Regions from separate parts of the Homo sapiens genome. Here all the other regions are linked to region 3. A link is a contact called in ENCODE Hi-C or POLR2A ChIA-PET data. All regions are on one chromosome and are shown on one strand. Each heading gives the region's core, a stretch centred on a gene start or an enhancer-like site at or near the end of the contact. The rest is flanking DNA. Distances are from core to core; before and after follow the strand shown.

The links. A loop is a pair of places that touch in the nucleus more often than their neighbours do. ChIA-PET counts read pairs that join two places held with the same protein, here RNA polymerase II (POLR2A). Pooled maps may share reads with other maps.
Region 1: a map of CD4-positive, alpha-beta T cell shows a loop between it and region 3 (6-fold over the local background). The contact joins the promoter of EGLN1 here to the promoter of GALNT2 in region 3. A Hi-C loop is called at or near these places in 2 of 168 maps with a recorded cell type or tissue (CD4-positive, alpha-beta T cell and naive thymus-derived CD4-positive, alpha-beta T cell) and 7 of 50 pooled maps.
Region 2: a map of CD8-positive, alpha-beta T cell shows a loop between it and region 3 (4-fold over the local background). The contact joins the promoter of GNPAT here to the promoter of GALNT2 in region 3. A Hi-C loop is called at or near these places in 2 of 168 maps with a recorded cell type or tissue (CD8-positive, alpha-beta T cell and naive thymus-derived CD4-positive, alpha-beta T cell) and 7 of 50 pooled maps. POLR2A ChIA-PET finds 5 or more read pairs at or near these places in 3 of 52 experiments (T-cell, activated CD4-positive, alpha-beta T cell and activated T-cell).

Annotation. Positions count from the first base shown.
Region 1 is chr1:231,420,257-231,424,652 of GRCh38, reverse strand. EGLN1 (egl-9 family hypoxia inducible factor 1) reads left to right here and starts at 2,366. Exons shown (of 5, transcript NM_022051.3): 1 at 2,366-3,655. The coding sequence starts at 2,765. RefSeq lists silencers at 1,901-2,225, 1,981-3,160 and an enhancer at 3,541-3,810.
Region 2 is chr1:231,238,644-231,242,768 of GRCh38, reverse strand. GNPAT (glyceronephosphate O-acyltransferase) reads right to left here and starts at 1,557. Exons shown (of 16, transcript NM_014236.4): 1 at 1,313-1,557. The coding sequence starts at 1,390. FSAF1 (40S small subunit processome assembly factor 1) reads left to right here and starts at 1,594. Exons shown (of 7, transcript NM_152379.4): 1 at 1,594-1,745; 2 at 3,581-3,912. The coding sequence starts at 1,628. RefSeq lists enhancers at 655-1,544, 1,525-1,864.
Region 3 is chr1:230,065,844-230,069,728 of GRCh38, reverse strand. GALNT2 (polypeptide N-acetylgalactosaminyltransferase 2) reads right to left here and starts at 2,491. Exons shown (of 16, transcript NM_004481.5): 1 at 2,323-2,491. The coding sequence starts at 2,448. RefSeq lists enhancers at 682-761, 3,116-3,275 and silencers at 1,676-1,735, 2,176-2,985.

The DNA.
Region 1 (4,396 bases), core at 1,117-3,616, 1.4 Mb before region 3:
TGCGACAATGCTACTGGAGTTCCAGAATCGTGTTGGTGACAAGATTGTTCACCAGCATATGGTGTGGTGAAAACTCACTAATTTGGAATTAGTTCAGATTATTAAGCCTGAATAGGTGAAAATCCTGAAATCAAGGATCTTTGGAACTATTTGAAATCAGTATTTTATATTTTCCTGTTGTATTCATTAAAGTGTTGCAAGTGTTCTATTTGATGGATTAAGTATATTTAGGATATACATGTTCAATTTGTGATTTTGTATACTTAATTGGAACAAGAAAGCTAATAAAGGTTTTGATATGGACATCTATTCTTTTAAGTAAACTTCAATGAAAATATATGAGTAGAGCATATAGAGATGTAAATAATTTGTGGACACACCACAGACTGAAATAGCAAATTTAAAAGAAATTGTTGGAAGAATCAAGTGTTTGTGGAATGAGTCCTCCTAGTAAAGTTCCTGCTCTTGTGAATAATTAAGCCTCATGTATAATTACTATAGCAAAAGGAAGCCTAAGAAGTATTAGACTCTACTTGTATTTAAATTACATTTTACATAATTTATGTGTATGAAAAATGTTTTAAATGCTTATTTTCGTAAGCCATGAGATAGCTCCTTTATATTTTAAGAATTTCTGAATTAATTTGCTTGGATTTTATTAGTGCAAATGGCAGAGCTAGCAATTCCTTTTTCTGTGTTCCCATTCCATCCTATTCATCCCTCTTTTAGGAAACTCTGAACTCTGGATTGTCCTTGTTTACATACCTGCCTCCTGCATTGGACTATGTGTCTCTGAGTGTAGTATGACTAATTCATTTGTTTGTCAAGGACTCTCAATGCATTTGTTGAACAGCCTAATTAGTAATGTCTGCAACAATGACATTTTACTGTATTTAATAAAGCTCTGGGAAAGTAGGATACACATAAGACAGGTCTAGGTCTAAATTCTTTACAGAAACTTGGATTTTTAGTTCGGTTTGAAATTTGAAGATGTGAGTATATTTATCTCAGTTTCCCAAAGGACAAGCTAATTGGAATTATCATCCTCTTTCACTTGATTGGATCCCCAGAATGCCATTTACGCATGCAGCAGGATTTTATAACAGTTTTAAATTCTGTATATTTGATGAAGAGGTTTTATATTTTTGGATTCAAGCCTCTTTTTAAACTTCTACAATATGGTTTACAATAATTCCTTATATCCTGCTTTTGAAATACATATTACAACTTTTTAAGTTTGGAAGGCTATATTTCAAGGACTGAAGTTACAGTATACTCAAGTGATACACAAGCCTAGCACCCCACTTTCCACATAGTGTTCGATAAAGATTGATAAACTCGAAATCACAGACCTTTTAATTCTTAAGACAAATAGCAGCAGAAAGAAACATCTTTGGCTTATTTCTGGTAAGGTTTTTATGCTCTGTAAAACAAAGAATTGTATTCATCCGCGCAGCACAGATTCTATTAAAAATAAATGTGAGAGTCGTTAATGTAGTACTGCTCATTTACCATCAAAATTCACTTTTCAGGAATAATCCCATCAGTTTAAATTGGATATTGGAATGAGCATTGATTACATTTAACTTGGTAGCCCAAAATTTCTTCATGGGGTTTTGAACTCGGCGGGATTTCAAAGGTTTTAAAAATGAGTTTTTGATTTTTTTTAAAACCCTCAAATTTCATTACCTTTAAACTAGGTCGAAACGGGGCGCAAGAGATTGGATTAACACCATAGTAATACTTATTTTGTTCTTAACCATTTCAGGGCTTCTTGAAATAGAGGCTGTATGGTGTAATGGAAAAAACAGCCTTGGAATCTGGGAGCCTGATTCCTGGATTCAGTCCCAGTTTTGCGTGACCTTGGGCAAGTTACTTTACTTCTCTGAATTTCCGTTTCCTCCTCTGCAAAATGAGGATCGCAATAGCCACCTTGCAACCTTGACTGGAGCGAGCCTCGCACACCCCGCGCCGGCCTGGAGGAAGAGCAGCCATGATTACGCCGCCTTCGCTCCGCTACCCGCTTGCGGCTGGCGCCCTCCTCCAGCAGGTGTAGGCGCTGCCGCGCTGCCCCACGCCTTTCCGCCGCTCGCGGGCCTGCGCCTCGGCGTCCCCGAGGAGGCCGCTGCGGGCTGAGGTAGCGCACCGGCCTCTCGGCGTCCCAGTCCGGTCCCGGGCGGAGGGAAAGCGGGCGACCCACCTCCGAGGCAGAAGCCGAGGCCCGGCCCCGCCGAGTGCGGAGGAGCGCAGGCAGCCCCCGCCCCTCGGCCCTCCCCCCGGCCCTCCCGGCCCTCCCTCCGCCCCCTCCGCCCTCGCGCGCCGCCCGCCCGGGTCGCCGCGGGGCCGTGGTGTACGTGCAGAGCGCGCAGAGCGAGTGGCGCCCGTATGCCCTGCGCTCCTCCACAGCCTGGGCCGGGCCGCCCGGGACGCTGAGGCGGCGGCGGCGGCCGAGGGGGCCGGTCTTGCGCTCCCCAGGCCCGCGCGCCTGAGCCCAGGTTGCCATTCGCCGCACAGGCCCTATTCTCTCAGCCCTCGGCGGCGATGAGGCGCTGAGGCGGCTGCCGGCGCTGCGCCGGAGCTTAGGACTCGGAAGCGGCCGGGCCGAGGGCGTGGGGTGCCGGCCTCCCTGAGGCGAGGGTAGCGGGTGCATGGCGCAGTAACGGCCCCTATCTCTCTCCCCGCTCCCCAGCCTCGGGCGAGGCCGTCCGGCCGCTACCCCTCCTGCTCGGCCGCCGCAGTCGCCGTCGCCGCCGCCGCCGCCGCCATGGCCAATGACAGCGGCGGGCCCGGCGGGCCGAGCCCGAGCGAGCGAGACCGGCAGTACTGCGAGCTGTGCGGGAAGATGGAGAACCTGCTGCGCTGCAGCCGCTGCCGCAGCTCCTTCTACTGCTGCAAGGAGCACCAGCGTCAGGACTGGAAGAAGCACAAGCTCGTGTGCCAGGGCAGCGAGGGCGCCCTCGGCCACGGAGTGGGCCCACACCAGCATTCCGGCCCCGCGCCGCCGGCTGCAGTGCCGCCGCCCAGGGCCGGGGCCCGGGAGCCCAGGAAGGCAGCGGCGCGCCGGGACAACGCCTCCGGGGACGCGGCCAAGGGAAAAGTAAAGGCCAAGCCCCCGGCCGACCCAGCGGCGGCCGCGTCGCCGTGTCGTGCGGCCGCCGGCGGCCAGGGCTCGGCGGTGGCTGCCGAAGCCGAGCCCGGCAAGGAGGAGCCGCCGGCCCGCTCATCGCTGTTCCAGGAGAAGGCGAACCTGTACCCCCCAAGCAACACGCCCGGGGATGCGCTGAGCCCCGGCGGCGGCCTGCGGCCCAACGGGCAGACGAAGCCCCTGCCGGCGCTGAAGCTGGCGCTCGAGTACATCGTGCCGTGCATGAACAAGCACGGCATCTGTGTGGTGGACGACTTCCTCGGCAAGGAGACCGGACAGCAGATCGGCGACGAGGTGCGCGCCCTGCACGACACCGGGAAGTTCACGGACGGGCAGCTGGTCAGCCAGAAGAGTGACTCGTCCAAGGACATCCGAGGCGATAAGATCACCTGGATCGAGGGCAAGGAGCCCGGCTGCGAAACCATTGGGCTGCTCATGAGCAGCATGGACGACCTGATACGCCACTGTAACGGGAAGCTGGGCAGCTACAAAATCAATGGCCGGACGAAAGTAAGTGTGTGCTGCGGGTTTGTGCTGGACAGGCCCTTCTCGGCGGGCAGCCCCTGCCTGCGACTGAAACTGCCTAGGCTGAGAAGCAGCATTCCTCTATATAGAAGGGACTCGCTCTTTCTTGTGTAGCTCCCCGTAAGGAAGACGGACAGAATTTGTAGTAGCTGTTTATCTAGTTAGCCCCTTTGTATCCACTGTTTTCCACTTACTGCCCGTTCACAAACTTCTCCGGCTAATTGCATGGTTTTTTGACTCAACGTAGGCGCTTTAACTTTCCTATTTTCTTTTTTCCATTCCACTATTGGTCACAATTCAAACCTTAGTGGCGTTTTAGCCACCCAGTGAAGGGGTGTTAGAGTACCACCCAAAGCAAGTCCTGGTTCTGCATCTGCCTTGTGTTTGCATAAGCTGTTAAATTTCCTATGGTGTCTGAACCACTCATCACATTTCGATTGAGAGTCAAACGCTGTGTTCAGTTAGGAATTTGCCGGCTGACCGCAAAAAGGTACATTTAAAATAAGCATTTAGTCGAAAGACTCTGTATTCAGGAAGAGCTTGGCTACTCCCCTCCCCCTGTTATAGCTCTTATCCCTCACCCTGTTCCTACTGTTTTGAAACCCGTTACAAAAAGGGGAAAGAAGTATTTCCGTCTTCAGGCCTCTCAGTGTAGGTAGGCTACATTTTTAGCACCAGTTTCCTTTATTTGCTTTGTTAATGTAATCCTTCTGTTGAAAACTGTTT
Region 2 (4,125 bases), core at 308-2,807, 1.2 Mb before region 3:
AACAAACAAACAAACAAACAAAACCAACTCCTTCCTTTAATGTACAAAAGGAAAATTCCAACCAATTCACAAACCAGTTGGGAGCTTAAAAAGCTACATGTTAAAAGCTGGATCTGCACAGCAACCCTCTTCCCTTCGTGCCTGCTCTGGAGTAGCAGAGTCAGAAAACAAAGTTGATATCCACCACAGAACTGTGGGGAAGATAAGATCAATGAAGAGATATATCTAAATAATAAGGCTTATAGGCAGTTAGCAATCAGAAACCGAAAGGTCTTGATAGAGAGGGAACAGAAGTTTCTCCATGTTCCAAAGAATATTGGTGTCTCAATTTGAAGGAACCCATATATTCTCTTTCAAAACTGGGGTGTTTATCTTGCTCTGCTGTGTTATCCCTGTTTTGACCTTTCTGCACAAATGAACACTACATTTAAGCCAAAATTGGACAGTAATCACCAGGATATGCTAATATGCTTTTAAAATGAATTCTTTCATTTTCTCCTAAAGTAGCTAAAAACTAATTTAGTGGTTAAAAACAACAAGAAACAAACAAAAACCAAACCAGTTGCCCCAGGTCTGTGCAATCCTGAAGGCTATAAAGCTCCCATCTCATAATTTCTTCATGAAAATCGTGGGTGACCAACATCTGCCAGCCAAAAAGACCCGTTAAAACCAAGAGAGGAAGAGGGGGTTGGAGGAAAAAAAGACAAGCGGGAGAGAAGCTGGGTGGCGCTGGCTGTCCTCCAAAATGATTTGTGGAAAAGGTACAATAATGACTGGAAGACAAGAACAGGCAATAAAAATGTCTAGAAGTTCTAAATTTTCCTGAAGTGTTTAAAACTCTATTCCCACATACAAGCCAAGTGCTCTACTCCCAGGAATATAACAGCAGCATAGGGCGGGGTGCGGAGCCACAGGCTATCTCAGGGCGGGTCAAACCCGCAAGTTTCTCAGGTTTGCCCAAAAGGTAGCTCGACATGCCCTCGCTAGAGATGGGGAGACTCCAATTCTCATTCCTCATTCTCGTGTCCAGGAGCTTTCTGAAGGCCCCAGGGCCTGATAGAAAGAAAGAGAAGGAAAAAGTGGAAAGGAACCAAAGGAACCATAATCCGTAGAAACTTCCAAAAGCATGCACACACAGACACACAGCGATACACTGTTGTCCTGGAAACCAATCCAACCAACTAACCCCTCCTCGGGAGCCTAGGGGCCAGCTCTTTTGGGCAAGGGTGGTGGGCCGGAGGAATAGGGACTGGGAGAAAGGGGTACTATTTCGCGCGGCTCCGCTCTGGGCCTCTTTTCCCTGGGCGCCTACCGAGTAGAGGAGCACGACAGCGCTGGGACTGGTTGGGCCAACGGAGAAATAAGAGTTAGATGAACTGGAAGACTCCATGGTGCGGCTGCCTTCCCGGGCGGGGTCTGGGATTCTTTGCTAAGCCGTGGTGGTGCTCCTGCTGGGGGCGGTTCTTTCGCTCAGGACGGCCCTACTTCGCCTAGGGCGGCGGCACCCTCTGCAGCCGCTACACAGGATCCCGGGCGCCGCCATCTCAGCCAGGACGGAAGCCGCGCAGGGCCCTGCAGCGCATGCGCGCAGTCGCGGAACCCGGAAGCGGGGGTGCAGCGCGGCAGAATGAGGGTTGATTCCTCGGCTGACCCCACAATGTCGCAGGAGCAAGGGCCGGGGTCCTCCACGCCTCCCAGTTCTCCGACACTTCTTGACGCTCTGCTCCAGAACCTTTACGACTTTGGTGAGTGCGGGGTCCCAGGAGCCCACGTGGAGAACAGATTTGAGGAACGTGGGTCTCCTGTGTTGCCCGTCCTGGGTTGGCCTCTGCTTTGAGGCTAAAGGTTCTTGCATGTCAAGCACCCTTCGTCCCACCTGGTTCCAGTAGCGAACACATTTCTCCATCGGAAGTCACCCCTCGACCGGGCTCTGCTGAGTTATTCATCAAACCTTCCAACTCGTCCCCAAGTGTGGGGACCATCCTACTTGCTTGTAGGAAGCACCAAGGCTTTCCGATTTAAAAGTAGCCCGCTTTTCCACGTTTTCTTGAGCCCTGGGAAGTCCCCTTTCCCCATGCCACCCCCAAGACCTGCCTGACCCTGGTGCGATGGTGTCATTTCGCTCTGGGGCCTCGGGCCTGTTGGATAATACACCAGCTTCATCCTTGTGTGTCCCTCTCCAGAGACATCATAGTCCTTGGCGAGTTGTCCTTTTCACGACTTTTTTTTTTTTAAACAAGTGCGCTGATCTTTTACTCTCCGTTCTTTGTCTTGATGGGGGAAAAGGAAAATAAAAGAGCCTATTAAAGTCGCATGGCATGTCAGTAGGAAGACAGTGCCTCATACTCTGAAGAGCTTTCCCGGGAGAAGGTGACACCCTTTGCACATGCACCAAAGAAAATCATTAGATTTCAGGACAACACACATTTCTTAAATTTACAGCGTGATATTTTAAAAGCTATTTTTATTTTGGAATGACTGCTCAAAATTCTAAGTTCACCTAAACAGTAGGAATAATAGTTAAAACTGTTGAGAACTTGCCATATAGCACATGCTTTTCGTGTATTTGCTCATTTAATTTTCAACTTCATGAAATAGACACTGTCATAAATCCATGATTGCAGATGTAGAAACAAGTACTAGAAGTTCATGAAACCTGATGCAGGTTGTCTGACTGGTAATTTTTGCAGAGCCTGGGTTCTGATTCTAGCCCCAGACCCCATGCTTGTATTAACTAGCATTTCTGTGCCCTTGGACATATTGGAGGACAGAGAAGACTTAGTCTCTGACCTTGAGAAGTTTAAAATCTAGAGGAAAAGACTATTCTGCAAAATAATATAGTTCATGTCAACACAGGCTGGAAATCATGGTAGGAGCTCTGAAGGCATTGAATGTGTCTATTCATTTTTATATCCTTAATGCCAAAGTTTAGTTGGCTCTTAAATGTTTATTGTATAAAAGATTAAGCAAATAGTAGCAAGCATAAATCAGCAGCTGGTAATTTAGAGAGCTCTGTGGTATTTGTAATACATGTGAGTAAGGATGCCTAGGATTCTGGTTAGAACTTTCAGGTGACTGGTCAGAGCTTCAACAAGTGAAATATAGAAAGAGGAATTAATAGAAAACAAAGGCATTCAAATTGAGCCAGTTGTCTTAGGTTCATCTTAATTCCTAACTGTGAAAGAAAATAGGAAGACTATTCCATGTTCCTGTAACCCAGAAAGTGTTAAAAAGAAACAGTGGCTGCAGTGCCTGATATTTTTAGTATAAAGCCAATTGGGATTACCAGCCCTGGGGACTATTGCTGTGATGACACTTTGAGTAGGAACCAAAGTGGAGACTAAAGTGATTGTGCTAATAAGGGTCAAAGACATAGTTACCTAGGAAAAGATGACTACATTTTGGATTCTCTGCATTTTGCAAATACACTTATTTGAAAGAAAACAAATAGTTTATTTCTTTGTGTGTGCTTCTAGGTGCATATAGCCCTGGAATATGTACAAATACATTCGTAGGATTTGATACTGATGATAGCTAAGACTGAAAATATTTATTTTCCTTCTTGTGTTTGAACAAACAGGAGGTACAGAAGGTGAAACAGAACAGAAGAAGATCATAAAGAAAAGGGAAAACAAGAAGAGAGATGTGATGGCTTCAGCGGCCTTGGCAGCAGAGCCATCTCCCCTACCTGGTTCTCTCATAAGAGGCCAGAGGAAGAGCGCTTCGAGCTTCTTCAAGGAACTTAGAGAAGAGCGGCATTGTGCTCCTTCTGGGACCCCCACAGGACCAGAGATCCTTGCTGCTGCAGTTCCTCCCTCTTCCCTAAAGAACAATAGGGAACAAGTAGAAGTGGTAGAATTTCACAGCAATAAAAAAAGAAAATTGACGCCAGATCATAACAAGAACACAAAGGTAATGAGTTGGTTAGCTTATATATACGTGGTGAACCCCCTGGTATTGTAGTATTAGGTGAATAGCTCTTTAGACTGTGGCAGGAATGCCTGACTATCCTCAGGCCTGCAGATTTGCCAAAAGGACTCACAGGACCCAAGACTCAGCATATAGCCCTTATCAGTCATGTAGGCCTACAGACTGACCTTAGTTATTCAAGTTCTAGACCTCCAG
Region 3 (3,885 bases), core at 1,242-3,741:
GCCAAACAAACCACATTTTTTTTTTGGTATGAGAATGAAATAAATTTAGAGACACTTCTAGTGTCTAAATCCATGGAAACAATTGGGGAAGAAAGAAGACTACACGATTTTCCTATACATCAGGCATTCGTGACAGCAGGGCTCTATTTACCTCCTTCAGAAACCATCTTAAGGCTTCTCTTTAACCCTGGGTCCACCACACGAAGTTAATGAGTCTTCCACTGCAATTTCAAAAGCTATTGCATTTACACACCTCTTCCTCAACCGACAAATCACTAAAGCATCCTAAGGGGTAGCATTAAATTTTATGGTTCGTTGACAGAAAGAATAGAATCCCAAATCACCAATCCATGTGTAATTAATTGTTCATTTCCCCCACTTTTTCTACCTGGTCTCCGTACCTGTCTATATTGCCACCAGGAATTCTTTAAAAAAAACAAAACAAAACAAAACAAAACAAAAAAAAACAAACTAAGAATCACACACTTCAGGAGTGTCTGAAGACTTCTGCATGGAAGACCCCTCACACCATCCAGGAACTGAAGCCCACCAGAGTGAGGAATCAGCCTCCGGGAGGCGAACGAGCACGCTTGCTCTTTCTAATCACGTGTACTAATGAAAGTGGCAGACTAAGGAAAGAGAAACGCCAAGGGTGGCTTATGTGTTTGGTTTTCTTTGCATGAAAGGCAGAAAGCTTTGCCAGGTCTCACCAGCACACCAGGCTATGCAGAGTGGCCAAGGCACAGTTTACCGGGAAGCAAAGTTTTAAAAATCATTCCAGTTTTACACGATTATATCTCTGAATGGACTGCACGGCTTTTGCTGCCTGCATGCTCTTTGCTGTTCAAGAATAAACCAAGTCTTCGCGTACATATACTACCTATACCATTTTTTACAAAAACAACGCTAAGAGTACAATGTCAGCTCAGAAGCTAGGCCGATTCAGCACGTGGAAAGAGGGCTTTATTTCTGCCCTTCTAGATAAAACAAATCCACGTAATTTACCAGAAACCACATAAGGCACCCATTCCACCTAACATCTTCGGCTATGAATGAATGAATGAAGCAAAGAAAAAACCTCTGAAGCAGCCAAACCCCGGCGTGGACATTTAGGGGTCTGACTTCAGAACTGAAGTCTGTTCATCTAGTTAGTTCCCTCTGGCTTGTTTCAGGATACCACTCTCTTGTTCCAACCCAACCACCCGTAGTCCATCTCCATTAACTCAGAATTTTCTGGGTTTGCGGTGACACTAAATGTCACAGTAACGAGGGTTACAGGAATTCGGAAAAGATAACGCTGCTTTCAAAGCCGAGGAGCCAGTAAAACACTACAAACGTCCCCTGCCGGCATGCTCCAGCACACAGCCCGACGCCCTGCTCTCCCGGCCGGCGCTCGGCCGCAGGACCGCGCTGTCCCGGCTCCTCTCGGCGCTCACCATCCTCCCGAATGCCCAGGGCCCGGCCGTCCGGAGCGGCGGCACGAGGACGCGGAACCGCAGAGCGGCTCACACGGTCCCCACAGCCAGATCACTCGGCCCCTGGAGCATGTTAAAAACACAGCCACAGAAGAGGGATTCTCCCTGAAGCGGGGAGTGGGGATGGAAAATGCAAGCGCAGGAGGCCACGTCCGGCTCGCGCGGGAGGGCCGGGGGCCGGGTTGGGCAGAGGGTAACGCTGGGGCCGCAAGGGAACGGCCGGGACTGGCCTCGCTCGGGGCGCAGGGGCGCACTGGCCCCTGGCTCGCACGGGCCCTGGGGCTTTACTTGGCACGGGAGCGGCCGCCCCTGCCCCCCAAAGGTAAAGGGCAAAGAAGGTGGCAGAAACACGGAACCCACGCCCCGCGGAGTGACAGGGGGAAAGGGACGAGGATTTGCAGCCGCTGGTATCAAAGGGCTGAAAAGAAACTTGGACTCCTCTCTCCTGCTGTACATGACGCGTTGGAAAAGCGGTCGCCTCTCTCTCCTCTCCTCCCCACCCCCTTTGTGTTTCCCAACACCCCCATCCCTAAACTTCCAACCGCAGGGGATGGGGCTCCCGGCGGCCGGACAAGACTCGAATTACGACGAGCAGAGAGAGGGGCGACGTCCACGAGAGGGGGCAGAGAAAGGCTGCGGGGGCCGCCCTTTCGGAGCCCGGCGTGCGCAGAGGGGCCGGGTGCACCCCTGCCCTGGGCACTCGGCGCGGAGGCCCGGGACGAGGGCGGGCGACGCGAGCGGAGGTCCGGGCGGAGGAGCGCAGGGGCGGCGCGGAGAGGGCAGGGGACAGGGGCGCAGGGTGGGGGGTGGGCGCAGGGGCCCGGCCGCGGCAGGGCGCTCCACTCACCTTCCTGCCGGCGCCGCCGCCCGCGCCCCCGGCCAGCGCAGAGCCGCCCCCCGAGTACATGTAGTAGGCGATGCCCAGCACCCACAGGAAGGCGAAGCAGAGCAGCATCCGCGAGCGCCGCCGCATTCTCCCAACTCGGCCGCCGGCGGGGCCGCCGCTGCTCGCGAGTGCTGCCTGGGCCGGCCGCGGGCGCGGTGGGGGCCGGGGGAGGAGCGGAGGAAGGGGAAGGGCGCGGCGGCGGCTCCTCCTCCCGCGCGGTGCTACTGCTCGGCGGCGGCGCGCACTCGGCGCCCGAGCTCCGCCCCGGGCCGGCGGCGCCGCGCGGCACCAGAGCAGGAAGCAGCGGCCTCGGAGGCGGCGAGGGGGGTCAGGGAGCAAAGGGCGACCAATCGGCGGCGGCTGCGGGGGCCGGGGCGCGGGCCGCGGGAGGGGACTGCCGCGTCTCCATGGCTGCAGCACGCCGGGCTCCGCCGTGAGGGCCTGGGCGCCGCCCCGCCCCCGGCCGCCCGCCCCTCAGCGTGCTCCCCCCGCCGGCCGCCCCCTCCCCCGTGAGTGACAGGTGGCTGCCCCGGGACCCGACTGGAGCGCGCGCACACGTGGGCAAAGAGCCTTGCTCACGCACACGGGGCCTCTCGATTACGGGGGCGGTAGTGGCCTCGGTGCTTCCTGCCCAGACTGTCACCTCTTCAGCCTTGGTCTTTGGGGCCACCTCAGACCCTTAACGGGCTTGCTCTTATTGGCCAACTGACCTGAGTTTTTGGTGCAAACCGCCCGCTTGAACCCGACTTTGCTGCTGCTTGCTGCAGTTTTCTCACTAATCTTGCAGCAAAACATTCCTGACCCGCTGGTATCGATTTTATTTATCTATATAGGCAGATGTGGAGGTTTTGAGTTGGTAGGAACTGAGAAGGTAATTTTCAAAAGAACATTTTTCTGTGGGTGACAGAGCTATCAATGGTAGAGTTGTTCTTTTCAATAAACACAAAATGAGGAAGAAGGAAAGCAATAATATATTGTTTAAAATCTTTTCTTTCTCATTCGTTGCGTTCTTTAAAAAGCACATTAAGCATCTTTAACGATACAAGAAAACGATCTGTCTTGTAACATAATCTATGTAACCTTGGTGATGCCCTTGCAACACGCAAAGCTTCCAGTGTTCCTAAGAAAGACAGAAATTTTACTTAGAACTTGATATATTAAATGTTTTCAGGAGCTTCTCGGTCAGAGGATAATGGCAGCTGCCTGATATAAGTCCGTACCCATATCCTCAACGAAACAAAAACAAGCCTTCAGCATTACTTAGAGAGAATGCCATGAACTGAACATTAAATTACTTAAGTAGAAGAAAGAAAAGATACCAAATTCCAACTGAGCTCCCTCCACTATTGCCAAGGACTTAAGTGAAGTACAGGGTTGTCACCTCTTTATAAATAGAAAGTCCAACACCAAGAACTAAAAACTGAACAGAGGTCAGGTGCCTTATTGATCAAGGGAAGAGATTTGAAAGAAAATGGGACAAGAGGTGAGAGGCTTGAAGGAGCCTTGTTTCTGGGAAAAAGTCAG